Regions from separate parts of the Homo sapiens genome. Here all the other regions are linked to region 3. A link is a contact called in ENCODE Hi-C or POLR2A ChIA-PET data. All regions are on one chromosome and are shown on one strand. Each heading gives the region's core, a stretch centred on a gene start or an enhancer-like site at or near the end of the contact. The rest is flanking DNA. Distances are from core to core; before and after follow the strand shown. Region 1 overlaps MCF2L2 (MCF.2 cell line derived transforming sequence-like 2). Region 2 has its middle 22 kb from the start of KLHL6. Region 3 holds the start of PARL (presenilin associated rhomboid like). Region 4 overlaps KLHL6 (kelch like family member 6).

Region 1 (6,676 bases), core at 2,126-4,625, 500 kb after region 3:
GGATAACTTGGTGGGTGGGGGGAAGCCAGTGAGCCAGGAGTGCTGATTGGCCAGAGATGAAATCACAGGGAGTCGGACCTGTCTTCTTGTGCTTAGTCAGTTCCTGGGCGGGGGGCCACAGATCAGGTAAACCCATTTATTGATCTGGATGGTGCCAGCTGATCCATCAAGTGCAGGGTTTGCAAAATATCTCAAGCACTGATCTTAGGAGCAGTTTAGGGAGGGTCAGGACCTTGCAGCCTCCAGCTGCATGACTCCTAAACCATCATTTCTAATCTTGTGGCTAATATTAGTCCTACAAAGGCAATCTAATCCCCAGGCAAGATGGAGGTCTGCTTTAGGAAAGGGCTGTTACCATGTTTGTTTAAACTAAACTAAATTTCTCCCAAAGTTAGTTCAGCCTACGCCCAGGAATGAACAAGGAGAGCTTGGATGTTAGAAGCAAGATGGAGTGGGTTAAGTTAGATCCCTTTCACTGTCTCAGTCATGATTTTGAAAAGGCGGTTTCAAAACACACATAACAGAAATTAAGTTCTTACTCTTTTACCAGTTCTGCATGTATGTTCCTGGTCAGCAGACAACTTTTCTCCATGTGGAGGTTCAGGAATGAAGGCTCCTTTGAGTTTCTGGTTCTTATTGTTGTTATGCGTGTCTGGGGAGCAGACAGGCTAAGAGAACATGGAAGGAGCATAGTGCTTCTTAAAATTCTCAGCTCAGAGATAGCATACAGCACATTCCATTGACTTGAACTTGTCACAGTCATTTGAACAAACTTAACAGCAAGGGAAGCTGGGAAATGTAGTGTAGCTATATGCCCAGGAAGGGAAAACTTAGGTGAACAGCCACACCTACCTATGCACATATTTTTAAAAATTAAAAAATAAAATATAAGGAACTGTAAAGGAGGAATCAAAGGAAACTAATTATAGTAAAGTAACATATCTTTCAATAGTATGTATTTCCACATGCATGTCTAGCTACATGAGAATAATGAAAGAGGTGCTTGCCCCTCAATTTGGAGTCACCAAAAATGTGATGGGTGCAAATGCTGGGATGTGGTGGGGTGATCAGATACCTGGAGTGACTTTATTAAGATTAAAAAAAAACCTCTTGGCCGGGCATGGTGGCTTACGCCTGTAATCAATCCCAGCACTTTGGGAGGCCGAGGTGGGCGGATCACCTGAGGTCGGGAGTTAAGAGACCAGCCTGACCAACACGGAGAAACCCCATCTCTACTAAAAATACAAAATTAGCCGGGTGTGGTGGTGCATACCTGTAATCTCAGCTACTTGGGAGGCTGAGGCAGGAGAATCGCTTGAACCCGAGAGGCGGAGGTTGTGGTGAGCCGAGATCGTGCCATTGCACTCCAGCCTGGGCAACAAGAGTGAAACTCCATCTCAAAAAATAAATAAATAAATAAATAAAATAAATAAATAAATATAAAAATTCTTTATGATTATTTGTAAAAACAGAGTCTAGGTTCAGAGCATTTTAAATGGATTTTTCACTTAAATTAAGCCTCTGGTAAGACATTTGGAAGTCACGTAGCATGTGGGGCAATTCTTTGTTTTATTATGGAGAATGGGTCATTTAGTATCCTAGGCCCTGAGATTTCCAAAGTGCTTACCAGGGAATGGTTCTGCCATTTCCCCAGTTAAAACCTTGTGTAGAGGAGAAAGGGAAAATAGATACTGGAAGGCAAAGAGCAGTAGGAAGATGCTTTGCAACCTTCCCCATCATTGGTCTTTGCCATCTTCCTGTAGGATTTCCTGTATTCTCAATTCACCTGTGCATGAAGCCTTCATGCCAGCTATCACCAGGGCCCTTTCAGCAATCACCTTATGTACCCCAAGCGCTTAATGTTTTCTGCACTAAAACTATTTGTCTTTCACTTAATGAAAAGGTACAAAATCATAGTAGGAGGAGTAAAGTTTATTTTAAGTTATCATTTTACTTAGTACCAAATAATTTGGGGTTGTTTGTATTCCTTGCATTCAAGGAATGCACTGGACTTTGGAATAATTATTCTTTCTTCCTATTGCATTACCGCGTTTCCTCAGAAGGTGGCACTAGATGCCATGTTGTAGGTTGCCCCACAGTTAAGTCCAGCTCTGTTTCCTTGATGCTTCTGCCTCTTAAGACTAATATTCAACAGTAGGTGGGTGTGCACAGTTAACCTTAGGGCCTCTCTGCTGTTCAGTATTGGTAGTAACCAAGGTAGAAGAAAACTTCACCTTTTTTCATTTAGGTGAGGATGGCTTTAATACAGTCAACTATAAAAAGGTAAAATTGGCCGGGTGTGGTGGCTCAACGCCTGTAATCCCAGCACTTAGGGAGGCCGAGGCAGACGGATCAGTTGAGGTCAGGAGTTCGAGACCAGCCTGGCCAACATGGTGAAACCCCGTCTCTACTAAAAATACAAAAATTAGCTGGGCGTGGTGGCATGTGCCTGTAATCCCAGCTACTCGGTAGGCTGAGGCACAATAATTGCTTGAACCTGGGAGGCGGAGGTTGCAGTGAGCGGAGATCACACCACTGCAGTCTAGCCTGGGTGACAGAGCGAGATTCCATCTAATAATAATAATAATAATAATAATAAAAGGTGAAATTAAATGGCATAATCACATTCTAGTGAATATTTTAGGGTATTTCAGTTCCTTGAAATGTTTTAGCCAGTCCCTCAGCAAATGTTGATTATGCAATTACTACAGTGTTATAATGCATCTTAATTTAGCTTTTCAAAGACGCAAATTCTCTGAATGCACATTTCTCTGAAACTTCCCATAGTTGTGAAACTGCAAAGAGGAAGAATATTATTAGATGAAAGCTGTTAATATCCTCATCAGTCACTGTAATGAGGTAGTTCAATATACTTGTCTTGATAAACATCTAATCTGTAGATCTCATCTTTGGAAATTTAGAGTAAACATATAGGATTAATAAAGAGGTACCTTCTGTGGAGGGATGACTGACCATCCAGACAAATCTCACATGGTTTCGTTCTACAGCAATTGGTTTCTGAGCACCTAAGACCCATATTAACAACACTCACAAGAGACTCATGCAGAAAAACCACAGCGCTAACTTATTCTTTACATAATATACTTATGTTTGCTCAATAACACATTCCTTTTCTTGAAACAAGTTTACAATTTACTTGGAAAATCAGATTATAAACAGAAGATTCTTATCAGGCTTGGAGTCAGCACCAGAGAGTTGGCTGGATGATCTTACAGTGGTGTCATCAGATAGACTGGTAACGTGGGTTGGACTCTCAGAGTGGGCTGGCCCTCTCTCCTTAGAATAGCATTGGCTGTACACTGCCCGCCTTTGCTCCTCTGAGTCCTCCTCTTCTATAGTTTCTTCGTGGACCACACATCCTCATTAATCACACAGTCCCCACTAACCACACCCCACACTGATATGTGTGTCTCAGATATGTTGAATACATTCAGTCATTTGTAGTTGGCCTTGCCTTGAGAGCCATGATTCCTCTTCAAGTGGTTTCTCTTCAAGGACATAACTTGGGAGGTGCATGCAGCTTAAGCTCCTATACTACTGGCTAGGGCAGAGGTTCCCAAACCCTCTCAATTCTCTGCGCCTTAGCATCTCAGTCTTTTTTTCATGGCCCCCCTAGGCCAAAAGCAATAACTAACATGTCAAACAACTTAATATGTATCTATGTCCTAACAACTTAGTAGCTGTTTGAAAAAATAATACATATAAATTAAAATATTATTTTTTCTCTCATTTTTATTCTTAAATAACTACAACTATCTTAAACCTTGCAATCAAACTAGATATCACCACCTTTATGTCTTGTTCCACATTGATTTGCACACTGTTTTTGCTTTTTATTCCAGCAAGTACCAAACCCCCAGCTTTATAAAGATGCAACACCATCTGCAAGAATATAATGCAATTTGATGTTGAAGTTGGGAACTACCTGGGCTGGGCGTGGTGGCTCATGCCTGTAATCCCAGCAGTTTGGGAGGCCGAGGCGGGTGGATCACCTAAAGTCAGGAGTTTGAGACCAGCCTGGCCAACGTGATGAAACCCCGTCTCTACTAAAAATACAAAAATTAGCTGGGTATGGTGGTGCACGCCTGTAATCCCAGCTACTCACGAGGCTGAGGCAGGAGAATCGCTTGAACCTGTGAGTCAGAGGTTGCAGTGAGCCGATATTGCACCACTGCACTCTAGCCTGGGCGACAGTGCGAGACTCTGTCTCAATAAAAGGAAAAAGAAATAGGGAACTACCTCAAGTAGTTCATATGGTAGTAGTAGTGCATATGGTGTCTGACAGATGTCAACTGTCACTGTGTTTCCCTCAAAAATTTAAAACAGTCACAGTGCTCCCATGAATTTACTGTGGTTCCCTGCTTACCTGCGACACAGTTTGGGGACTGTGGGGCTAGAACTTAGTCAAATGGCTCCATGCAGCTGCAAGGGGACTGGGAAATAGAATCTATTGAATTTGGTGGTCTCTGCTCTGAATTAAATGTGAATTTTCATATTTTTACTTTCACAGGGATATCTTAAATTACTATTTATAAATTCTTGAAGGGAAGCTGATTATTGCTTCCTTGTAATAATAATAATTATAATCATGGTCACCATTTTTTGAGCAGTTTTATATAATAAGCACCCTGCTAAGGTGCTTCTCATTTGTGCTGTCATTTAATCCTCACCTTACCATGTAGGTACAAGCATTATTCCTATATAATAAAATGGTAGGTCATATATATCTATATATATACATACATATATATGTATATATAAATATGAAAGAAACACATTAAGTATCTTGCCAAAAATCATATAGCAACAATGTGGCAAAGCAGATTTGACCCAGGCTGTCTGATTTTAGCGTTAACTCTCTTAACCACCATGCAATATTACTTTTGACATTTACTGACTACAAAAATGAAGAGCAATATTACATATTTGTGTTGGCATTATTTACTATTCTACCTATGCTGAATAATTAAATCAGTATTTCCTTTTACACAGTAACTCTCTTCAAAGGATTCAAAAATTGAATTCTTACAATGCCATGGAGCCAGCATGAATGAGAAGAGAGACTTGTTCAAAATAACTGTGTTAACTTCTCCCAAATTCTAGTCTGAGATAATATAGGTAGGAAAAGAGGTGACCGATATTCTTTCGCCCAACTTCCCTGCAGAGGTGTGACAGGACAACATTTTGCTAACATTTTGACCACCTGTTTTTGTTGCAGGAGGCCGAGGGGAGGATGGCGCCCCCATCATCACGTTCCCAGAGTTTTCGGGGTTCAAACACATCCCAGATGAAGACTTCCTGAATGTCATGACCTACCTGACTAGCATCCCCAGGTGAGCTGAGCACAGTGTCCTGCCGCCTTAGGCACTGGCTTTATTCCACACTTCCCATGTGGCAGGGCTGGGTTGAGACATATACTTCCATGAGCATGGTGTACCCTGGTATGCATAATAACCCAGCTGGCTTCTGTCACCCATCAGTCACGAGCAAGGAATGTGGAAAGGGACTGGAAAACAATGACAAACAAGCCTCAGTTTTGACTCTCTTGTGCACACAGGAGGGACAGAGTAAACATGGTCGGGTGGATGGAAAACTGAGCAGCTGTGTTGCCTTTGTTCCTTAGGCTATTGCTTTATTTTCATTTTTTATTTTTGAGATGGAGTCTTGCTCTGTTGCCCAGGGTGGAGTGCGGTGGCACGATCTTGGCTCACTGCAACCTCCGCCTCCCGAGTTCAAGCAATTTCCAGCTAATTTTTGTATTTTTTTTTTTTTTTCAGCAGAGAGGGGTTTCACTATGTTGGCCAGGCTGGTCTCGAACTCCTAACCTCAAGTAATCCGCCTGCCTCGGCCTCCCAAAGTGCTAGGATTACAGGCTTGAGCCACCGTGCCCGGCCTAGGCTGTTGCTTTAGCTAAAGGTTATTCTGGCTTCCTGGGTCGCGTTGTCTAGGACACATGACCCTTGTTTAGGGAACTCCAACTGTGTCAGGAGTTATTTCTCTCTCCGAAATAAGAAAATTAGGGGCAGATTGTTGTCATTTGCATTGTCAGATGGAGAAACTAAGGCACAGAGCAAGGAAACTACAAGGCCAGGGAAAAAAACTGTGCTTGTAGCTGAGCCCATGATAGAAATGCTTTCTGGCATCTTCTTCCACCCTCTCCAGCCTGGGCCTCAACTCTTTATGCCGCTTAAATCGGTATGGGCCCAGGTCTTCGAGGGGATGGAGTGTGGGCAGAGTCCACATTGGTCACCACCATTTCACAGACCGGGGCAGAGCGGGGTCTAAACCCCCTCCTTAGGCAGTGCTGTGTCCACCTCCAGCAGAGAAGACTTGGTTGGGAAAGGCCTTCCCTCCATGGGTTTGCATTGCTTATGAGCCCCCACCCCTCCCTTGACTATAGTGTGGTTTAGAATGTACACAGTGGCCAGGTGTGTGGTATTTTGCCTGCTTTCCACCTGCCTTCTATGATTTAGAGGTAAACAGCAGCTTTGTGACTGAGAGGCTGCCTGGCGTCTGATACCACTTGTGGAGATTAGGAAGTTGATTGCTTTAACCAAACCCACTTGAAAAATATGTTTTTTCTTTTACACCTTTTTCTTTAGTTTTTTCTTTTGCCCATCTTATTTCTTCAGAGAAGGTTATGGATTTATTTTGA
Region 2 (6,774 bases), core at 232-2,731, 300 kb after region 3:
GTCCTGGGTAGGGTATGGGTAGTGAGATATGTCTAGTTCTGGATGTTTTTGCAAAGGGACTTTTTTTTTTTTTTTTTTGAGACGGAGTCTTGCTCTGTCACCCAGGCTGGAGTGCAGTAGCACGATCTCAGATCACTGCAACTTCCACCTCCCCGGTTCAAGCAATTCTCCTGCCTCAGCCTCCTGAGTAGTTGGGATTACAGGCACACACCACTATGCCCAGCTAATTTTTGTATTTTTAGTAGAGACGGGGTTTCACTATGTTGGTCAGGCTAGTCTCGAACTCCTGACCTTGTGATCTGTCTGCCTCGGCCTCCCAAAGTGCTGGGATTACAGGTGTGAGCCACCACGTCCAGCTGCAAAGGGACTTTTGAGAATGAGTCGTCTGAGGAGTGTCTGAGCTGGTGCGGGGCAGCTCCCTCGTTCTCCTCACAGCAGCAACCTGCAAGTGAAAGGGCTGGTCCTGCTGAAATAACACCAGCGCCTAGATAAAGGAACAACCGTGGGGACAGAATGGAGACCCTCAATGCAGAGGAGGCTGGGACTGAGAGCTGCAGGAGCTGTGTGCACAGTCCTCCCTGCCCTGCCCCATTTGCAGAAATCTCAGGGAGAGTCCTGGACTTTCCACAGGACACAGGAATGGGATTGCAACCTGTTTTATCTAGACCTTAAAGGAGCAGAGCTACTCCAGCTGACACCAGGCCACATTTCAAGTCAGGTTTATTGAATGATGTGTTGGAGGAAATGCTTAAGATTCTGCATTTTCCTTATGCCTGAACTCTGAACCATTACCAGTTTATGGACATATGGAGGTAGTTGAAGTCAAAGGATATAGAGATTAGCTTATTTTAAGATAGTGAGTGACTAGGATGAGGGGATTTGTTGACCTGCTTCTTGAGAAAAGTGACTTATTGGGAACTTAAGCTCTGAGGCACTCAAAGGCCAGTAGACTGCACTTCCTGAGTGATAGAACTTTGGCAAGTTGTCGGAACACTGACCTTGATACTTATCCAGGGAGGCGCAGCGCCTTAGTTTCAAACCGCACGACTGGAGACTGCTCATTTTCCATTTCTGTACTGCCGAGAGCTTGGTGAAGTCACAGGTTTTGAAGAGTTACAGAGTTATTTGGAGGAAATAAGTTGCAATCTTGGAAGAGATTTGAGGAGTTTGAATCATGCTTAAGTTTCTGTGGCTGCCGCCGGAATCTTAGGAAATGATTTCCATACAGCTTATTAATTTCCCAGAAAACTGGTTTCCCTAGTGATGAGTGTTAATTTACAAGACCTGTAATGTAACTGCATGGATGGATTTTGCACCCAATGAGTGGGCCACGGAGTGGGTGGCAGGGCCCCCCTGTGGGAGTATGCTGAGGGGGCGGACTGGAATTAAAATCGGTCCACTGAGCTGTGTACCCTTGAGGGAGGCTGCATCTGCGGGGGAGGAAGGGTTGCCGTTTTCGTTTTCTTTTTCTTTTTCTTTTTTTTCTGAGATGGAGTCTTGCTCTGTCGCCCAGGCTGGAGTGCAATGGTGTGATCTCGGCTTACTGCAACCTCCACCTCCTGGGTTCAAGCGATTCTCCTGCCTCAGCTTCCTGAGTAGCTGGGATTACAGGCACGAGCCACCATACCGGGCTAATTTTTGTATTTTTAGAAGAGACGGGGTTTCACCATGTTGGTCAGGCTGATCTTGAGCTCCTGACCTTGTGATCCGCCCGCCTCAGCCTCCCAAAGTGCTGGGATTACAGGCATGAGCCACCGCGCCTGGCCAGGGGTGCCTTTTTCTAACACATCCACCTGGAGGTACCTTCCCCAAATTTGCCCAAGGGTGGCATCTAAGCAGGCAATTGAAGGACCTTAGTAAATGATGCCACATGAGGGTAGGCATCATTGTCCCCCTTTGGCCATCCTGACATGGTAATGGGGGTGGGAAGCCCCTAAGCAGGTACCCACATAGAGAGAGGCCAAGGAAAACTTGGATGTACCTTCACATGGATCCCTCGAGATTGATCAGTTCTCAGTGGCTCTGAGAAAACTGAAATACTTTAGCAGATGTTATTTAACTTTGGAGAGCAAATTTCCGTACGTTTCTGAATTAACATGGGTTTACCTTATCAATGTATTGCATTTTCAAAGATAAAAATATATTATGCCTTTGGGAAGCTGAAGTGGGCGGATGACCTGGGGTCAGCAGTCCGAGGCCAGTCTGGCCAACATGGTGACACTCTGCCTCTACTAAAAATACAAAAATTAGCTGGGCGTGGTGGCGGATCACGAGGTCAAGAGTTTGAGACCATCCTGGCCAACATGGTGAAACCTCCTCTCTACTAAAAACACAAAAATTTGCTGGGCATGGTGGCAGGCACCTGTAGTCCTAGCTACTCAAGAGGCTGAGGCAGGAGAATCATTTGAACCCACGAGACGGAGGTTGCAGTGAGCCGAGATCGCGCCACTGCACTCCAGCCTGGCGACAGAGCAAGACTCCATCTCAAAAAAGAAAGAAAGAAACAAAAACCTAATTGAATTAGAAAAGCCACAATCGTTTCTCTTTAAATCGAGTGAGAGTACATACCTAATTATCTGTTGGGTGTACCCACATCCTGTTCTCACTTAGGATGAATTTTGGAGAAGAGCAAATTTAAAATTATTAGTTATTAAAATGAGAGGCTAATAATATCTAGACAACAGGTGGTACTCAAAGCACTTCTTGGTTGGTTTATGGAGAGCTCTGCGGCTTAGAGAGGAGGACCGTGGTCACCAGTTGAAGTGGGATACTGAGACATGTGATGGCTTAGAGAGAATCCAGTTACCTACAGTTCTTCATCATCGAGATGACCCTTGTATACTTCAGACTCAACTTGTCTAAATGTAAACCCATCATCTCCTTCCTCAAACTTGCTCTGCCTCCTGCACCTTCAGTAAAGGATATCACCATCTGTCCAATGCCCAAAGTAGAAACTTGGATGTTTTCCTTGATTTCTCCGTTTTTTCCTACCTTGTCCCTTGCTCCCCAGGTTGCATCATTTACCGAATCCCATCAGCTCTACCTTTTAAATATTTCTTGAATCCATTCACTTTCCTCCATCCCCTCAGCCCCTTCCCTATTTCAGAGCTCTGTCTTCTCTCATCTGTGGGCAGCAGGAAGCAGCTTTCTGATTTCCTCACCTCTTGTCTTACCTCACTTCAAGCCATCCTCCACACCATAGCCAGGGTAGATCTTAAGTGTACATCTGATTGTCACTGGCTTTCTTAAAGACCAGCGTCCTACACTGCCCTCCAGTTCATGCCCAGGGTCCTGTGGCTCACATATTCCTTCAGGAACAGGCTCTGGGACCTCTCCAGTTTTACCTGTTGGCCACCCCAACCTCCATGCCACAATCAGCTTCCTTTAGATCTCTGAATGCCTCTTGCTCCCTCTTCCCTCTAAGCATTTTCTTTTTTTCACGTTGGTCCCTTTGTTTAGAATGCTTAACACTCTCCTATGTCTTTCAGCTTTCAACTTAGATGTAACTTCCTCCATGAAAGCTTTCTCTGGCTTCCTCGAGTCTAGGTCAGGTTCCCCTGTTACAGGCTCCCGGAGCATCCAGTATGCCCTCCATCACAGCCCTCACTCTGCATCATCTCTGCCGCCTAAGTCCCCAAAGAGACGATGAGACGCTTGAAGGTGGGGCTGTGACCGTCTCAGTGTTACGTCTCCAGCAATTACTGTATATATGGCTGGTACTCAATAAGTATTTGTCTATAATTGAGAGTCCACAATGAATGATTGCCCTCAGAAAGATTTGGTAGCAAATAGATTACGATTAAAAGAATTTTTAAAGGCATTTTTTTCCAACTTCATCTCTCTTCTTCTTTGCAGTTCGATCCTGCAAATGCTGTAAAGTTTTGACAATGAACGCATGTATGGGATAGCCTGGTATGATAGAAACAACTCCAGGCTTGGAATTCTAACAATGGCCAACATTTGTTGAACTCTCTATAATATGCCAGGCTATGTGCCAAACCCATTACATGCATTAACTTCTTTAGTCCTCCTAATAGCTCTGTGGGATAGCTACTCATCTTCATTCAACAGAGAGGAAATAGAGAGAGGCACAGGGAATCAGACCTCAGCTCAAATCCCTGCTCTGCCACTTACTGGCTGCATGACTTGGGTGAACAATCTCTCCCTCATTTCCTGAGCTATAAAATAGAGGTACTACTCGCTGATTCCTTGATTTGCAAATTTTAAGTTTTCTTATACCCCGTACATATCACACATGCATATTACATGGTGGCTTTTCATAGGTTAATTTCGAAGGCCACCGATACATTGCTGTGTATCAGTGGACAAATGACCTGCCACATGGTTTTGTTCCAGCCTGCCAGCCATTAGTTCAGCTTTAGCAGTGATCCTGTATGTGTGTTCAATTATTTAAATAATTGACTGTACCTTGCCCTCATTATATTATAAAAATGTGTGTAATGGAAATAAAATTCTGATACTAGTGATTATTAGAATAACTAACAATTATTGAGCACTGTGTCAGCGATGAAACTCTTGTCCCTCAGCTTCAAACTTGTCTCCCACTCTTCTATATTTGGCTGTGTGATGCAGGGGCTGGAACTCTGCAAACTGCATTTTTCCTTTGTCCCCTTCTTCCTGTTAGGCTCTATTAATAAAGGACCATTAGAGGGAGGTTGCAGGACTGGATGAGAAAGAAGGGACGTTTTCCCGTTGGCTTTCCATTTATTTCTGGTTGACTTCCTGTGCCTGTCACTATCATCCAGCAATGCTGCTTCTTCAGTCTAGCAGAAGCAGTTCAATCCAGCTTGCAGTTTTTCCAATTGGCAAAGCCAGCCTCATTGCATCTCTGAAGAGATGGCTGACAGCCAGCCGGTACCTCATCCTCAGAAGTCTGTGTCTCAGTCCCATGGGACTCCCCTCTGAGCTTCTAAGTCTTAATAACGGCAACCTCTTCCCTTTGTTCTCTCAGCCCTACAAGCTGCTTCCTGCAGTTTTTACCTCTGTGATAGCTTATTGTTCTCTTTTTGCTTTTTCAGTTACATCGTTCATTCTTTATTACCTAGCTAAGCATTCTCTGTGTTAAATTCTCACTGTTAAAACAACTCATCTGTTTTCCATCTCCTAACTGGACCCTGACATAAAGCATTTATCCAATTCACTTCATTCTAAGAATAATCCTAAGAATCTAACAATAATCCTAAGAAGTTGCTTATATCTATTTATCTATTGTAATTTAAAAAAATTTGTCATTGTTATTATTATTATTTTACAGATAGGAAACTAAAGGATACAGTGGTTAGGCAACTTGCCCAAGTTTACACAGCGAGAAAGTGGCAGAGCTTGGCTTTAAATCTACGCAGGCTAGTTCCAGGGCCCTTCATCTTAAACGTTAAGCCAGTGGTTCTCAAACTTAAGTGAGCATTACAATCACCTGGATGGTTTCTTTCTTTTCTTTCTTTTTATTTATTTATTTTTTTGAGATGGAGTTTCCCTCTGTTGCCCAGGCTGGAGCGCAGTGGCATGATCTCAGCTCACGCCAACCTCTGCCTCCCAGGTTCAAGCAATTCTCCCGCTTCAGCCTCCCTAGTAGCTGGGATTACAGGCGCCTGCCACCATGCCCGGCTAATTTTCGTATTTTTAGTAGAGATGGGGTTTCACCATGTTGGCCAGGCTGGTCTCGAACTCCCGACCTCAGGTGATCTGCCCGCCTTGGCTTCCCAAAGTGCTGGGATTACAGGCATGAGCCACCGCGCCCGGCCTGGATGGTTTCTTAAAACCTGAGTTTCTGGGTTTCATCCCCAGAGTTTCTGATTCAGTGGGGCTGGAGTAGGGCCTGCCCGAGAATTTGCATTTTTAACAAGTTCTCAGGTGATGCTCCTCTCAGGACCCAATTTGAGGACTGTACCACTGGGCTATAGATGTCAGGTTTAATGTAAGTAAGACAAAGATGGAAACAATTAAGCGGGCTTGACGTTGTGACTATCCTATCCTCAATTTAAGCCCATTGGACTTAAATCTGCCAAGTGTATATTATAAAGGAAAAAAAGTAAATGTTGAATTGAAGAGTTTGTCAGCCCTATGAGCTAGGTACTATTACCATCAATCTTATCTTACAAATGAGAAAACTGAGACACATGAAGTTTAATAACTTGTCCAAGATCACACAACTAGTAAATGATAAAGATGAGATTCAAACTCAGGCAGGCAGTCTGACTCCGAGTACCTTCTCTTAGCCATTGCACTATACTAATTCTCATAGGAGTGATAAATAGCAGTGTATCTCTGGGGAAAAAGAACACAACTTTTTTTTTATTTTTAGAGATGGGGTCTCATTTTGACACCAAGGATGGCACTCAGTGGCGTGATCATAGCTCACTGCTACCTCAAACTCATGGGCTCAAGGGATGCTGTCACCTCAGCCTCCTGAGTAGCTAGGACTACAGGTGCCTGCCACTGGGCCTGACTAATATTTTTATTTTTTGTAGAAATGGAGACTCGCTTTGTTGCTCAGGCTGGTCTCCAACTCCTGGGCTCAAGTGATCCTCCTGCCTTGGCCTCCCAAAGTGCTGGGATTACAGGTGTGAGCCACCACACCCAGCAGGATACAATTTATAATACTAGGATTGTCCTGGGAAAGGTTGCTGGTTCCCTCTGTGGACCAGCTTTACCAGGAGAGGGTCAATCAATGCATCCTTCACTGGGGACCTTCCAGGCAGCCCAATTCAATAGCACTCTGCAAATTGTGTCTGCAGTTGTGAGTGCAATCCTGCC
Region 3 (6,432 bases), core at 2,293-4,792:
CATTCAGTGGCCTGAGCAGTGGGAGCTGCAGACCAGTCTTCTGTGGCAGGCTGAGCACTCCAGTCTTCAGTAGGGACCTGATGAATAGGCACAGAGGGCACCTGTACACCATCAGACCAGTCTCCAACCTCAGGCTGAATAGCGGTGAACTCAGGAGCTGGAGCAGTCCATTTGCCCTGAAATTCCTCCTTGGTCACAGTCTTTTCAGCAGCAACCTGCTCCTCTTTTCCAATCTCTTCAGGATCTCTGTAGAAGTAGAGATCAGGCATGACCTCCCATGGGTGTTCGAGGGAAATGGTGCCACACACGCGCAGAACTTCCAGGGCCAGCATCCACCAGCTCGGACCCACTGAGGGAGCTCCCTTGTTGTTGCATGTGATGGCAATGTCCACATAGCGCAGAGGAAAATCTGTGTGACATAGAGCAATGGTAGGTAGGTTAACATAAGATGTCTCTGTGAGAGGCTGGTGGTCAGCCCTGGGATCAGTAACCACTAGAAGCCGTGGCTCCCTGAAGGCTGCCTGGGTCTGGCTAGTGAAGGTTCCAGGAGTGAAGCGGCCAACAATTTGAGTGGCTCCAGTGGCAGCAGCAAACTTCAGCACAGCCCTCTGGCCAGTATTGCTAGAGGACATGACACTGACATCAACAGGGTTTTTAAAGGCAGCGATGGCACGAGCTGCCAGCAGAAACTTCTTGCTTCTCCCAGGTCCTCTTCAGATGTAGGATGTAGACGCCATCACTTTTCTTCTTACAGATGTGCTACTCCATTTGGAAGTCAAGGTTGGTACCACCTAAGTGGGTTCCTGCTGCAAGGAACTTAAGGACATCCTCCTCCTTCATTTGCAGGACATCAAGGGCTCTAGACATTGTGAAAGTTTCCCTTTAAGTTACAATGAGAATTGTAGGGACCAGCCCCACAGGGTCGGTGGGTCTCTCCCCACATGCAGAGACGAGAGAGCGTAGAAATAAAGACACAAGACAAAGAGATAAAAGAAAAGACAGCTGTGCCCGGGGGACCACTACCACCAAGACACGGAGACCGGTAGTGGCCCCAAATGCCAGGCTGCACTGATATTTATTGGATACAAGACAAAGGGGCAGGATAAGGAGAGTGAGCCATCTCCAATGATAGGTAAGGCCACGTGGGTCACGTGTCCACTGGACGGGGGCCCTTCCCTGCCTGGCAGCCGAGGCAGAGAGAGAGAGGAGACAAAGAGAGAAACAACTTACACCATTATGAGAGACTTTTAGTACTTTCACTAATTTGCTACTGCTATCTAGAAGGCAGAGCCAGGTGTACAGGATGGAACACGAAGGCAGACTAGGAGCGTGACCACTGAAGCACAGCATCACAGGGAGACGGTTAGGCCTCCGGATAACTGCGGGAAAGCCTGACTAATGTCAGGCCCTCCACAAGAGGTGGAGGAGTAGAGTCTTCTCTAAACTCCCCCAGGGACTACTAAGTAGCAGGTGTTTTTCCTTGACATGCTACCGCTAGACCACAGTCTGCTTGGCAACGGGCATCTTCCCAGACGCTGGCATTACCCCTAGACCAAGGAGCCCTCTGGTGGCCCTGTCTGGGCATAATAGAAGGCTCGCACTCTTGTCTTTTGGTCACTCCTCACTATGTCCCCTCAGCTCCTGCCTCTGTATGGCCCGGTTTTTCCTAGGTTATGATTATAGAGCGAGGATTATTATAATATTGGAATAAAGAATAATTGCTACAAACTGATGATTAATGATATTCATATATAATCACGTCTATGATCTAGATCTAGTATAACTCTTGTTGTTTTATATATTTTATTATACTGGAACAGCTCGTGCCCTTGGTCTCTTGCCTCGGCACCTGGATGGCTTGCCGCCCACAGAGAATCTAGAACAATGCCGTATGGGCCCCTCTCTGGGTTGTGTGGAAAAGGCGTGAATTTATTTTAGTTTTTCAAACAAGTCGTGCGCTGGGAGACATCACAAATGCTATTCTTTCTGAGGAACACTTCAATCCTCTTCTCTTGGTGACCTCTATCAGTTTCTCTGGGAAGCCTTCTCCCTGAGCCTCCCATGCCCCTTCCTTCAATTGGGCTATATCCCCCCTCTCTAGACTCCTACAGAGCCTTCTCCCCCAATACAATAGAATCTTTGTGAGGTCAGATATAGTGTCTTCTCAATTGTATCCCCAGGTTTAACATATCACCTGACACACTGTAGGTGCTTAATAAGAGCTTATGGAATGAATGAAGTGCTATTGCAGAGATAAGCATAAAGCGGTATGTGAGTACAAAGGAAGGGAATCTAAATTGGAGTGGAGGTCTGGGAAAGGCCTCCTGGAAGAGGTGACACTTGAGGCTGACCTGAAGGACAAGTCGGTTAGATGTTTCAAGTGGTGAGAACGGTAGCATGAATGCTCAGCAGTGGGAACGCGGATGGTGCCTTTGAGTAATGGCCAATGACTGTATGGCTGCAGCTAGGGTCGGGGGGAATGGAATGGCAGGGAATCAAGCTAACTGACAGGTAGTTGAGGGATGGATTATGAAAAAGTGAAAGCCCGCTTTTCATTTCAGGCTTGGATTTTGTGTTTATTTACTTATTTATTTATGAGAAAGGGTCTCACTCTGTTGCCCAGGCTGGCACGATATCGGCTCACTGCAACCTCCCGAGTTCAAGTGATTCTCCCACCTCAGCCTCTCGAGTAGCTGGGATTACAGGTTTGCGCCACCACGCCCAGCTAATTTTTGTATTTGTATTTGTAATTTTTTTGAGACGGATCTCGCTCTGTCACCTAGGCTGGAGTGCAGTGGTCCAATCTCGGCTCACTGCAACCTCCGCCTCCCAGGTTCAAGCAATACTCCTGCCTCAGCCAACTGAGTAGCTGGGATTACAGGCCCCTGCCACCATGCCCGGCTAATTTTTGTATTTTTAGTAGAGACGGGGTTTCACCATGTTGGCCGGGCTGGTATCGAACTCCTGACCTCAGGTGATCCGCCGGCCTCGGCCTCCCAAAGTGCTGGGATTAAAGGGGTGAGCCACCCCGCCCGATAGGCTTGGACTTTGTTAAAGGCATACAGAATAACACGAAGTGGTGAGATGCAGAAAAAAGTAGTAATTTAAGAAAACTTGGCTTGCCACGTTGGTTCCTCTAGGGACCAGCCCTGCAACTCCGGGCAAGTCCTATCCCCTCTGACCAGAGGCAAAGTGAAACAGTGATGACATCTACCTCTAGCAGTGCTGTGACGATTAAATGCGATCTTAGGCAAAGCGCCTGGTATGTGCCGTTACTCGAAAAAATGACAGTTGTCCCTCTTCGCTCTGGCCCCATCCTCCTCATCTGCAAATGCCGGGAGGCCGGGCCACTCTCGCAGGTCGCTCCCGGAGCCAGCTGAGCAGTGGGAGGGGAAGCGGTGGGACAGAAGGGCGCCAGCCAGTCGTCCGGGCACCGTGGCTGGTTCGGCTGCCGCTCAGCCGCGCGGGGGCGCTCTAGACTGCTCCTCGTGCTCTATGGTGTTGCCTTCGCCCCGGAAGTAGTTGCGCAGCTGGGGTTGGTAAGGTCGGGCCATGGTGGGGCAGAGGTTGGGAAGATGGCGTGGCGAGGCTGGGCGCAGAGAGGCTGGGGCTGCGGCCAGGCGTGGGGTGCGTCGGTGGGCGGCCGCAGCTGCGAGGAGCTCACTGCGGTCCTAACCCCGCCGCAGCTCCTCGGACGCAGGTAATAGCCGCCGCGCTCTGGTCTTCTCGCCTCTTGGTCCCTGAGCTCTGGCCGTGTATCCTCGGGGGCGGAGGCCGTCTGGGCCTCTTGTGCTGGCCCCAGCTCACCCCCTTCACCTTACCTGCCCCTTCTCTCTCCTCTCTCGCCTCCGTCCAGTCCTCGCTTCTCGCTCCCCTTGCCCAGCCCAGCCCCCCGCGAGCCTGCGCTTTCTCCTTTCCCATTGGGAAGGACGTGACTGGAAGGGGAACTAAGCTGAGGGTTCATTGCGTGCCACACTTCATAATCGCGAGTGGAAACTGTTGAGCCAGTTTCTGAAGTGAAGAAGTTAGTACAGCTGGCAGAATGGCGGTTTTTATTCTTTTTCCATCTAATTATAAAGGTTGTGTTCCATTACAACCAGTCGCCTTCTTTAGCTTGTGATCTAAGGGAGGACGAAGTCTGATGGAAGGTATCACTTTGTGTCTGGCAAAGTCGTAGGAGAGGCTTTATTGTTGAATTGAGACAGTGGAAGATTTCGTTTCCGGTTGATTTGGAAAGAAAACTGCCGAACCTTCCGAGTAGAAGTGTGAAGCGTATGGTTGATCAGTATTGCTGATTTTTGCATCACAGTAATTCATTTCTAATTTGAGAGAGAAGAGAGAAATTCCTCACCTGTTTAAGAATCTGATGTGCATTTGGCTTTGAAAATTTTCCTCCTCTTTTGTTCAAAACTTCATTCCTTCCAATTTCTGACTTGGTTAGATGGGTGCCTCGAATCCACCTGATTGCTGATAAGAAACATTGTTTATCAACACGTGGGATAGTCAGTGGTAAATAATCGAGGCTCTAATGTGGCGGAGCCATTGCCTAATCTCAAGGATCACCTGAAGAGTTTGTATGGATTTTATGTCCCAGGCCTCACCCCAGTCCTCCCAAATCACAATCAGGAGAGGGGTGGGTGGAGTGGAAGAACCTATATGTCCGACAAGCATTCCAGGTGAATTTTATCAGGGACTTGTGAAAACTTTACATACATTGTATCTTCATACACTAACATAGATCTGTCAGGCACTAATCTTAAACTCCTGGGGAGGTGGAAAATGAGGACAGATGGAGGTGGTAATCCCATTTGAGATTGCATGGTTTAAGGGGGAAAGAAAAGATTAATACTGGCCGGGCGTGGTGGCTCACACGCCTGTAATCCTAGCACTTTGGGAGGCTGAGGCAGGTGGATCACCTGAAGTTAGGAGTTCAAGACCAGCCTGGCCAACATTGCAAAACCCCGTCTCTACTAAAAATACAAGAAATTAGCGGGGCATGGTGGCGGGCGCCTGTAATCCCAGCTACTCGGGAGCCTGAGGCAGGAGAATGGCTTGAACCTGGGAGGCGGAGGTTGCAGTGAGCCGAGATCGTGCCATTGCACTTCATCTTGAGCAACAGAGTGAGACTCCATGTAAAATAAATAAATACTGTACGTGTATTAGGAAGCAACAGGAAGTGTGTTAAACATTTAAGATTTATGTACACATCACCGTATTGGTTTTAGGAAGGGGAAGCAAAAGAAAACTAATGAGCCTCTAGTAAAAATTGAGTATAAAGACCATTTGAAACAGTGAACCAGAAACACATGAAATGTTGAAGATTAGTATTTAATGTCTGAAAAGCTTGCCATTTGTATAGAAAGTTTGAAAATGACATTTTCGTGGTTGCATAAAAAATATACATGAGAATGTAGGCCTGAAATAGAGCATTTGCCTCTGGTAATAAGTTCTTAAAGTTAATAGTATCAGTTTACCTTATATATAACCTTTATTAGCTATATGTTGACTTCTTATGGCTTTGAAATTAGCGTGCAGAAGAATGACCCAATCCGTGTCATTTGATGTATTAATAATAGGCCTGAAGTGGGACCAGGAATTTGCATTTTACAAGCACTCTAGGTGGTGATACTAGGGTCTGAAAACTACTGCAGGCCCAAGGCGGCCCACCAGCCAAGAATGGTTTACATTTTTAAAGGATTGTAAAACAAAAATAGTAATATGTGACAGATTTCAGTAGTCCACAAAGACCGAAATATCTTCTATCTGGCCTTTTACACAAAAGGGGAAAAAAATCTTATTTGGGCTCCTTGTAAACTTTACTGTTACCAAGGTTTGAGGCTTGAAAGTGGAAACCTGTTTAATTTGCCAGTTATATGAAACTATCCAAGGGAAGAAAATAGTTGAATTGTAACACTTAACATTTTATATTTTTAAAAAACTTGCCGTTTGTATGGAAAGTTTATATTGAGATGATAGTCTCTCTCTTTCTCTCTCTCTCTCTCTCTATATATATGTGTGTGTATATGTGCATATATATGTATATATGTGTGTGTATATATGTGCATATATGTATATATGTGTGTGTATATATGTGTATATATGTGTGTATATATGTGTGTGTATATATATGTGTGTGTGTATATATATATATAAATATATATATATATATATATATAAATATATATATATATATATATATTTTTTTTTTTTTTTTTTTAGAGACATTGTCTTGCTCTGTTTCCCAGGCTGGAGTGCAGTGGCACGATCTCAGCTCACTGCAACTTCCGCCTCCCGGGTTCAAGCGATTCTCCTGCCTCAGCCTCCCGAGTAGCTGGGATTACAGGCATGCACCACCATGATGCCTAGCTAAGTTTTGTGTTTTTTGTAGAGACGGGGTTTTGCTGTGTTGGCCAGGCTGGTCTCGAACTCCTG
Region 4 (6,096 bases), core at 2,594-5,093, 370 kb after region 3:
TCCTTCACAGCCTCCCTAGCCAGTCCTTTCCCACGCTAATTACTGCTCTAGCATCTGTTGCCATGGGTTAGTTTTGCCTGCTTTTGAATTTCATATTGTTCTTTTTGAGTCCTAACTAGTACAGAGGGTCTGAATCTTAGGCTACAAACTCAAGTGTGCCAAAAAGAATGTGATTTAACCTATTATTTTTCTGTTTTCTTGTTTTTTTTTTTTTTTTTTTTTTGAGACAGGGTTTTGGTGTGTCACCTAGGCTGGAGTGCAGTGGCACAATCATAGCTCACTGCAGCCTTGAACTCCCAGGCTCAAGAGATTTTCCTACCTTGGCCTTTCAAGTAGCTGGGAATATAGCCATGCACCACTATGCCCGGCTTTTTATTATTATTATTATTATTATTTTAGAGACAAAGTCTCTCTCTGTTGCCCAGGCTGGTCTTGAACTCCTTGCCTCAAGCAATCCTCCTGCCTCAGCCTCCCAAAGTGCTGGAATTACAGGCATGAGCACTGTGGTCGTCCAAACCTGTTATTTTTCTATCATTGAACTTAATTTCTATCCTGAGCTCTCATTCTACCAGTGGCAGAAATCATAGGTAGTGACACAGGAAAGTTTAATCAATTCAGGATTCGGGTTGCTTATATAGTTCCAGGAAACATTTATACAGTGCCAGGGCATTGAAAAAAGAGGCATCTGTCCTGGGCTTACCATGGTCATTTGCATTATTGGTCCATGTGGCACCCACTGGAGCACCTGTGTTCCCATCAGTCTCTCTCTGATTTTTCATTCCTTTCTCACTGACATCAACAAGTCCCCAGTCCTACCTGATTCTGGTCATTGGTCCTTGCAGGTCACTTTGCATTCTCTCTGTCCTGTTTGCAAAGCCTCTTCAGGTCTGGCAATCCTCTCAGCTACATCTGTGCCCCTCTCAAGACAAAAGACACTTCCATTCCCTCTCCTTTACAAATCCAGAGCTACAGGGGACGTGGAGCAACTGCCACAGGGCCCCTTTGTCTGGAAACAATACACTCTCATCTCATCTGCTGCTGCCATACCGGACTGCTGCTTTTCTGCTTTCAGCTCGGCGATCAAGGCACATGTTCTTTTGTTCTCAGATTCACAACCTATAAGGGACGTTTAGCATCCCCCTCACTCTGGAGATTTGGCCTGGGATGGGAAGCAAGGCATCATCTCGGGAACCCACCCCTGCTTCTCACTCTGTTGTTAGACAATCTCTCTCTTGTCCCTCTTCCTTGCCTGGGAATCTTTATTGCCTCCAGGGTGGGAAAAGCTGACTCTTGCTTTGTCATCCGTTCTCTCACGTCTCCTGTTTTGGTATAAACTTTGTACCCAGACTCTTTAGGACTCTGGCTTTTGAGGCTGGAAGGGGTAGGTTCTTACCACTAACTGGTATTTCTTTCAAAACCACTTCTCTAGTTTAAGTTCTGAAAGTCTATTTAGAAACTCAAAAGCCAAGAATTATCTTCTTTTGCCTGCTCTATCACCCCTTCCCTGAGTAAGCCTGTGCTCGGTTGCTGCCTATAGGTTGTAAAATACAGGAAGTGGGGTGTGGGGTTTTTAATTGTAATGAAAATCCATATCGCTACCAGATTCTGACTTTAACTGCTCCCTAACTACCACAAATTACTAAGCATGTTCTAAGTGCAAGGTGTTTTGTGAGAAGCTGTCAGGAGAATATAAAGATTAAAAATGTGGAGTACAGATCACATTTTTGTAGCAATTTTGTCCCCTACATATCCCATTTGATGTTGACCATGTCTCTGTGGGCGAGCAGGCTAGGTAGAACCATCAGTGTGAGCCTGCGAGGTGAGTTTTATGTTCTTAGCACTTTCCAGATGAGAAAACTAGCTGAGAGAGAGAGAGTGTTCAGCTCATCAAGTGGTGGAGCTATGGGTGGAATTTTCAAGTAAACCCAGAACTTCCAACTCCATATATCCACTTCCCTCCACTATCCCTGAAAGATTCTCAATGAGCCTCCAGGCCATTGGGCAAACCAAGTAGAGCCCAGGGCAGAAAGGAGGGGACATTGAATTGGACCTCATAGGATGGTGGCAGTAGGATTGGGAGAAAAGTATTCCAGGCAGAGAGAACCTGGAAGTGGACTTGTTTCAGCCTTCTCTACCCACCACCCCACCTATTGCAGCTGCCTGTGTTCACGGGGCTGCTTCTCAGCACTTGTCTTCTGCTTCCATTCCTGCTCCTGTGCCCTACGCACACACACACAAACCACACCCTGAGCATCAATCATGTCCGAGATGCAATCATTCTACTTAATCTTTACAACAGTGTTTCTCCCTGGTCCTTACCTCATTGCTGGGCTGAATCACTGAGCCCCAGCCATGCCACTTGCCCCTTGAATATGTGGGTCACATGTATTGCCTGTTGTGCCCTGCTAGCCTGCTGGGGCCACCACCGTCTTCTCTGGAAACTCAGGGGCTGTTTGCTGATTGAACACAATTGTAAGCTTGCCACACTGCTGGTCTTTTCCCCAGTCCACTTCCACAGTTGCCTCAGTCCCTCAACACCTGCCCTGCCTTAGTGAGCAGGTCTTTTGCAGGTCTTAGTTCCTTCCTTTTCTGCCCACTCCATGAGGCTTCCAGGAACCAGCAGGTTTCTCAGCCAAGTCTAGAGCAAGGACTGAAAGGAGTGGCTAGAGGGAGCAGAGAATGCCCCTCCTGGGGGACTGTGAGACATACTGCCACGGGAACGGAGCTGGAGCATCGCCCGGGAGAGGGGAAGAGAGGTGAGGATGGAAGATTAGAATCAATGGTAATTCACAAATTTTTAGCATGAAGACCCCTTTTAAACACCAACACAGACCTCACAGGAGAGGAACTTTACTTTTAGTGTCTATTGCTGGAGAAGAAAAGTTTTGACAAAAAATTTACAATTGTCTGGGCACAGTGGCTCACACCTATAATCCCAGCACTTTGGGAAGCCAAGGCAGGCAGATCACTTGAAGCCAGGAGTTCGAGACCAGCCTGGCCAACATGGCAAAACCCTGTGTCTACTAAAAATATTATATAAAAATTAGCTGGGTGTGGTGGTGCGAGCCTGTAATCCCAGCTACTCGGGAGGCTGAGGCACAAGAATCACTTGAACCCGGGAGGTGAAGGTTGCATTGAGTTGAGATCACACCATGCACTCCAGCCTGGGTGACAGCATGAGACTCTGTCTCAAAAAACAACAACAAAAATTACAATGAATTCAGAAATACTTTGAAATAAATTTAAATGTTATTAATCTCATCACACCTTCACACATGCTGATTTGTCGGAGCTGAAGGTAAGAATATCAATGTCTTTATAGACCCTTTGCAATAACGCCAAAGCCACTTGGACACCATGATCAACAGAATTGCTGATGTGGACTAAAATAGGACTTCAGTGATTCTGAAGTGGATTTGAAGGCACCTTGAGGGAGACATGGAGTCACATGGGTGAAGTCCCCTAGGACCTCAGATTTTGGAGAACGTCATGGGGAAGCAGAGGAGGGGCAGTGGAGATGAGGAACAGGCAGTGCTTTCTCTTGGAGGCAGACACTTCTTGTGGGAACTGCAGCCACGTCTCAAGTGGTTTCTTTGATTGTATTTTTAGTCTCCTCATTTGAGAGTCAGGTGGCTGGCTGCAACCTTTTGCTCACATGTCCCCCCAAACAGGAAGCTGGCTGTCTTTTGCCATTATCTGTCATCTCTCAGCTCTGACAAACAAGTTCATGTGTCATCGGGACAGGCCGAGACAGAAAATTTACCTTGAAGTCTTGAATAATCTTGAATGTGAAGAAGCAAAAGCATATTTAAAAGAAACCCATTTCTGGTTCCCATGATTGCCCTGCGCATCATCAGTTTCCCAGCCATTGGTTGGGATCATGTGATGTTGCCCTACACCCCTCACACTAAAAGTGTTTATTGAAGTATATTTTGGAGGAACTTAGGCAACTTGGAGATCCCCCACCTGCCTCTGTCCTCATAAAGCCTCTTCAGACTCTCCTGGCATTTTGTTAGCTCAACAATGCAACAAGTTACAAAGGCACCACGATGCTGACTGGAGCATCAACTGTACTGCCTCCTAGCAGTGTGAACTTGCATCGCTCTTTGAATTCTCTATTTGCTCCTTTATACAAATGCTAATTCTAACACCTTCCCTTTTTTACCTGTTAAATAAAATACACTTGTTAAAAAATAAAATTTATTTGTTAAGTGAAATAATGACTGGGAATGTGTCTAGCACAGATCTTGGTGCATACTAAGTGATAAATATGTCCTTCCTCTGTCCCTCTTTCTCTTCTTTTTCCAGACTTTCTGCTAGATGCTGCTAGAAATAAATACCCAAGTATGACCTAGAAGCTGCTTTGAGATGCTTGTCTCAACTGACCTTAGTACTCTGGGTGCTCCACAAAAGGGGAAAGCAAGGTGCCCAGTGGAGCACAGAGGAGGGAGGGATTCCATGTTGGGGAATAGGAGAAGCCGTCAAGGAAGAAGTAGCTTTTAAGAATGAACTTCATGAATAGGTAGGATTTCTCTACAATTCTTCTTTTCCTTTTTATTTTTAGTTTTTTAGAGACAGAGTCTTGCTCCGTCACCCAGGCTAGAGTACAGTGGTGTGATCATGGCTCACTGCAAACTTGAACTCCCAGGCTCAAGCAATCCTCCCTCCTCAGCTTCCCAAGTAGCTGGGACTATAGGCATGCAACACCACAACAGGCTAATTTTTACATTTTTTGTAAAGACGAGGTCTCACTATGTTGCTCAGGCTGGTCTTGAAATCCTGGGCTCAATTGATTCTCCTACCTTGGCCTCCCAAAGTGCTGGGATTATAAGCTTAAGCCATTGTGCCCAGCCCTTAAACAATTATTGACCCAGAATTTTAAATGTCCAGAGGTGGGGTTCCAAGCACCGTCTAGTCAAGACTCTGGCTCTCTTCCTCTCTGGATCTTTTGACTTAGCTCTCTCTCTTGTGTTGGTTTTGTACTTAGGTGGAAGGATACCAGGGAGTAACTCACCTGTCCCCTGCCAACTAAGTTCCCAGAAAAATGCCACATGTGCAAATGTTCACATACTATTGTAGGGGTTCACAGACTTTCTGGATCGATCCATTGATCCCAGATGTAATAACTCTGAATCAAGAAAATAGCCCTGGCCGGGCATGGTGGCTCATGCCTGTAATCCCAGCACTTTGGGAGGCCGAGGTGGGCAGATCACTTGAGGTTAGGAGTTCGAGACCAGAATGGCCAACATGGTGAAACCCCATCTGTACTAAAATACAAAAAAATTAGCCAGGTGTGGTGGCGTGCCCCTGTAGTCCCAGCTGCTTGGGAGGCTGAGGCAGGAGAATCACTTGAACCTGGGAGGCAGAAGATGCAATGAGCCGAGATCGTGCCACTGTACTCCAGCCTGGGCAACAAGAGAGAGACTCCATCTCAAAAAAAAAAAATTAAATTAAATTTAAAAAAAGAAAGAAAACAGCCCTGTGTGGATAGAGTCATGGCTATAATATTTATGTCTTCCTTCTTCTTGAGGTAAACTTACAGGGGGATTTCTCTGTTGAAAATGGGGTGAGCTATCCTGAGTCTTTCCTTAAAAAGTTGGGCTCTGGAGTTGGGCTTGTCTGGGTGAGGCGCGTAGGATCATAACAGATGGTGATGATGAGGAAAGGCAGCTCAGGCCGAGAGATGGCAGGAGCGTGGAAAGGCACTGCAACAGGGCAGCTCCAGGACTGCTTGGAGGAGGTGAGGAGATGGGTGCAATTGTGGCTAGAGTTCTGAAAGGGAGGTTCCTGGTGATGACTGACAGCCAGATTGTGGAAGATTGAAGGGGTGGGGGTAGGACTGTCCTTGGTTTCAGGCAATGGAGTCCCTGGACTCTGGTCCATAGCATTTATCTCAAGTGTCCTTCCACACTCCGTGTTGTATTATTTGGTTAGCGTCTGCTGCCTCCACTGGTCTGTCGGCTTCAATGAGCGCAGGCGCTTTGTCTCTGCTCACCTCTGTACACCCAGCACTAGTTGGGAGCCTCCTACATAATATTAATAGATGCTCGCAGCCATAAAAAAGGATGAGTTCATGTCCTTTGCAGGGACATGGAT

What was found. A loop is a pair of places that touch in the nucleus more often than their neighbours do. ChIA-PET counts read pairs that join two places held with the same protein, here RNA polymerase II (POLR2A). Pooled maps may share reads with other maps.
Region 1: a loop to region 3 is called in a pooled map, with 9 times the contacts of the local background. The contact joins the enhancer-like site here to the promoter of PARL in region 3. A Hi-C loop is called at or near these places in 1 of 168 maps with a recorded cell type or tissue (endothelial cell of umbilical vein), 1 of 37 single-sample maps with no recorded cell type and 14 of 50 pooled maps.
Region 2: a loop to region 3 is called in a map with no recorded cell type, with 2.0 times the contacts of the local background. The contact joins the enhancer-like site here to the promoter of PARL in region 3. A Hi-C loop is called at or near these places in 1 of 37 single-sample maps with no recorded cell type and 2 of 50 pooled maps. POLR2A ChIA-PET finds 5 or more read pairs at or near these places in 1 of 52 experiments (activated T-cell).
Region 4: a loop to region 3 is called in a pooled map, with 3 times the contacts of the local background. The contact joins the enhancer-like site here to the promoter of PARL in region 3. A Hi-C loop is called at or near these places in 3 of 168 maps with a recorded cell type or tissue (MCF 10A, dorsolateral prefrontal cortex and posterior cingulate gyrus) and 12 of 50 pooled maps. POLR2A ChIA-PET finds 5 or more read pairs at or near these places in 2 of 52 experiments (both activated T-cell).

Annotation. Positions count from the first base shown.
Region 1 is chr3:183,377,975-183,384,650 of GRCh38, reverse strand. It overlaps MCF2L2 (MCF.2 cell line derived transforming sequence-like 2), which reads left to right. Exons shown (of 30, transcript NM_015078.4): 3 at 5,240-5,354. Among named protein-coding and RNA genes, the nearest start is that of MCF2L2, 47 kb to the left of the region's middle. Within about 2 kb of position 3,375, at least 4 of the 41 ENCODE cell types and tissues checked have a DNase peak (open chromatin) inside an H3K27ac peak, as active enhancers do.
Region 2 is chr3:183,574,783-183,581,556 of GRCh38, reverse strand. No RefSeq gene overlaps it. Among named protein-coding and RNA genes, the nearest start is that of KLHL6, 22 kb to the right of the region's middle. RefSeq lists a silencer at 342-636 and an enhancer at 1,307-1,556. Within about 2 kb of position 1,481, at least 6 of the 41 ENCODE cell types and tissues checked have a DNase peak (open chromatin) inside an H3K27ac peak, as active enhancers do.
Region 3 is chr3:183,881,990-183,888,421 of GRCh38, reverse strand. PARL (presenilin associated rhomboid like) reads left to right here and starts at 3,542. Exons shown (of 10, transcript NM_018622.7): 1 at 3,542-3,700. The coding sequence starts at 3,576. MIR4448 (microRNA 4448) reads right to left here and starts at 1,622; the gene lies at 1,537-1,622. It also overlaps the pseudogene RPSAP31. RefSeq lists enhancers at 3,093-3,322, 3,363-3,412 and silencers at 3,362-3,512, 3,623-3,782.
Region 4 is chr3:183,514,023-183,520,118 of GRCh38, reverse strand. All of the region lies in intron 2 of KLHL6 (kelch like family member 6), which reads left to right. Among named protein-coding and RNA genes, the nearest start is that of KLHL6-AS1, 32 kb to the left of the region's middle. RefSeq lists enhancers at 1,003-1,503, 3,510-3,789. Within about 2 kb of position 3,843, at least 8 of the 41 ENCODE cell types and tissues checked have a DNase peak (open chromatin) inside an H3K27ac peak, as active enhancers do.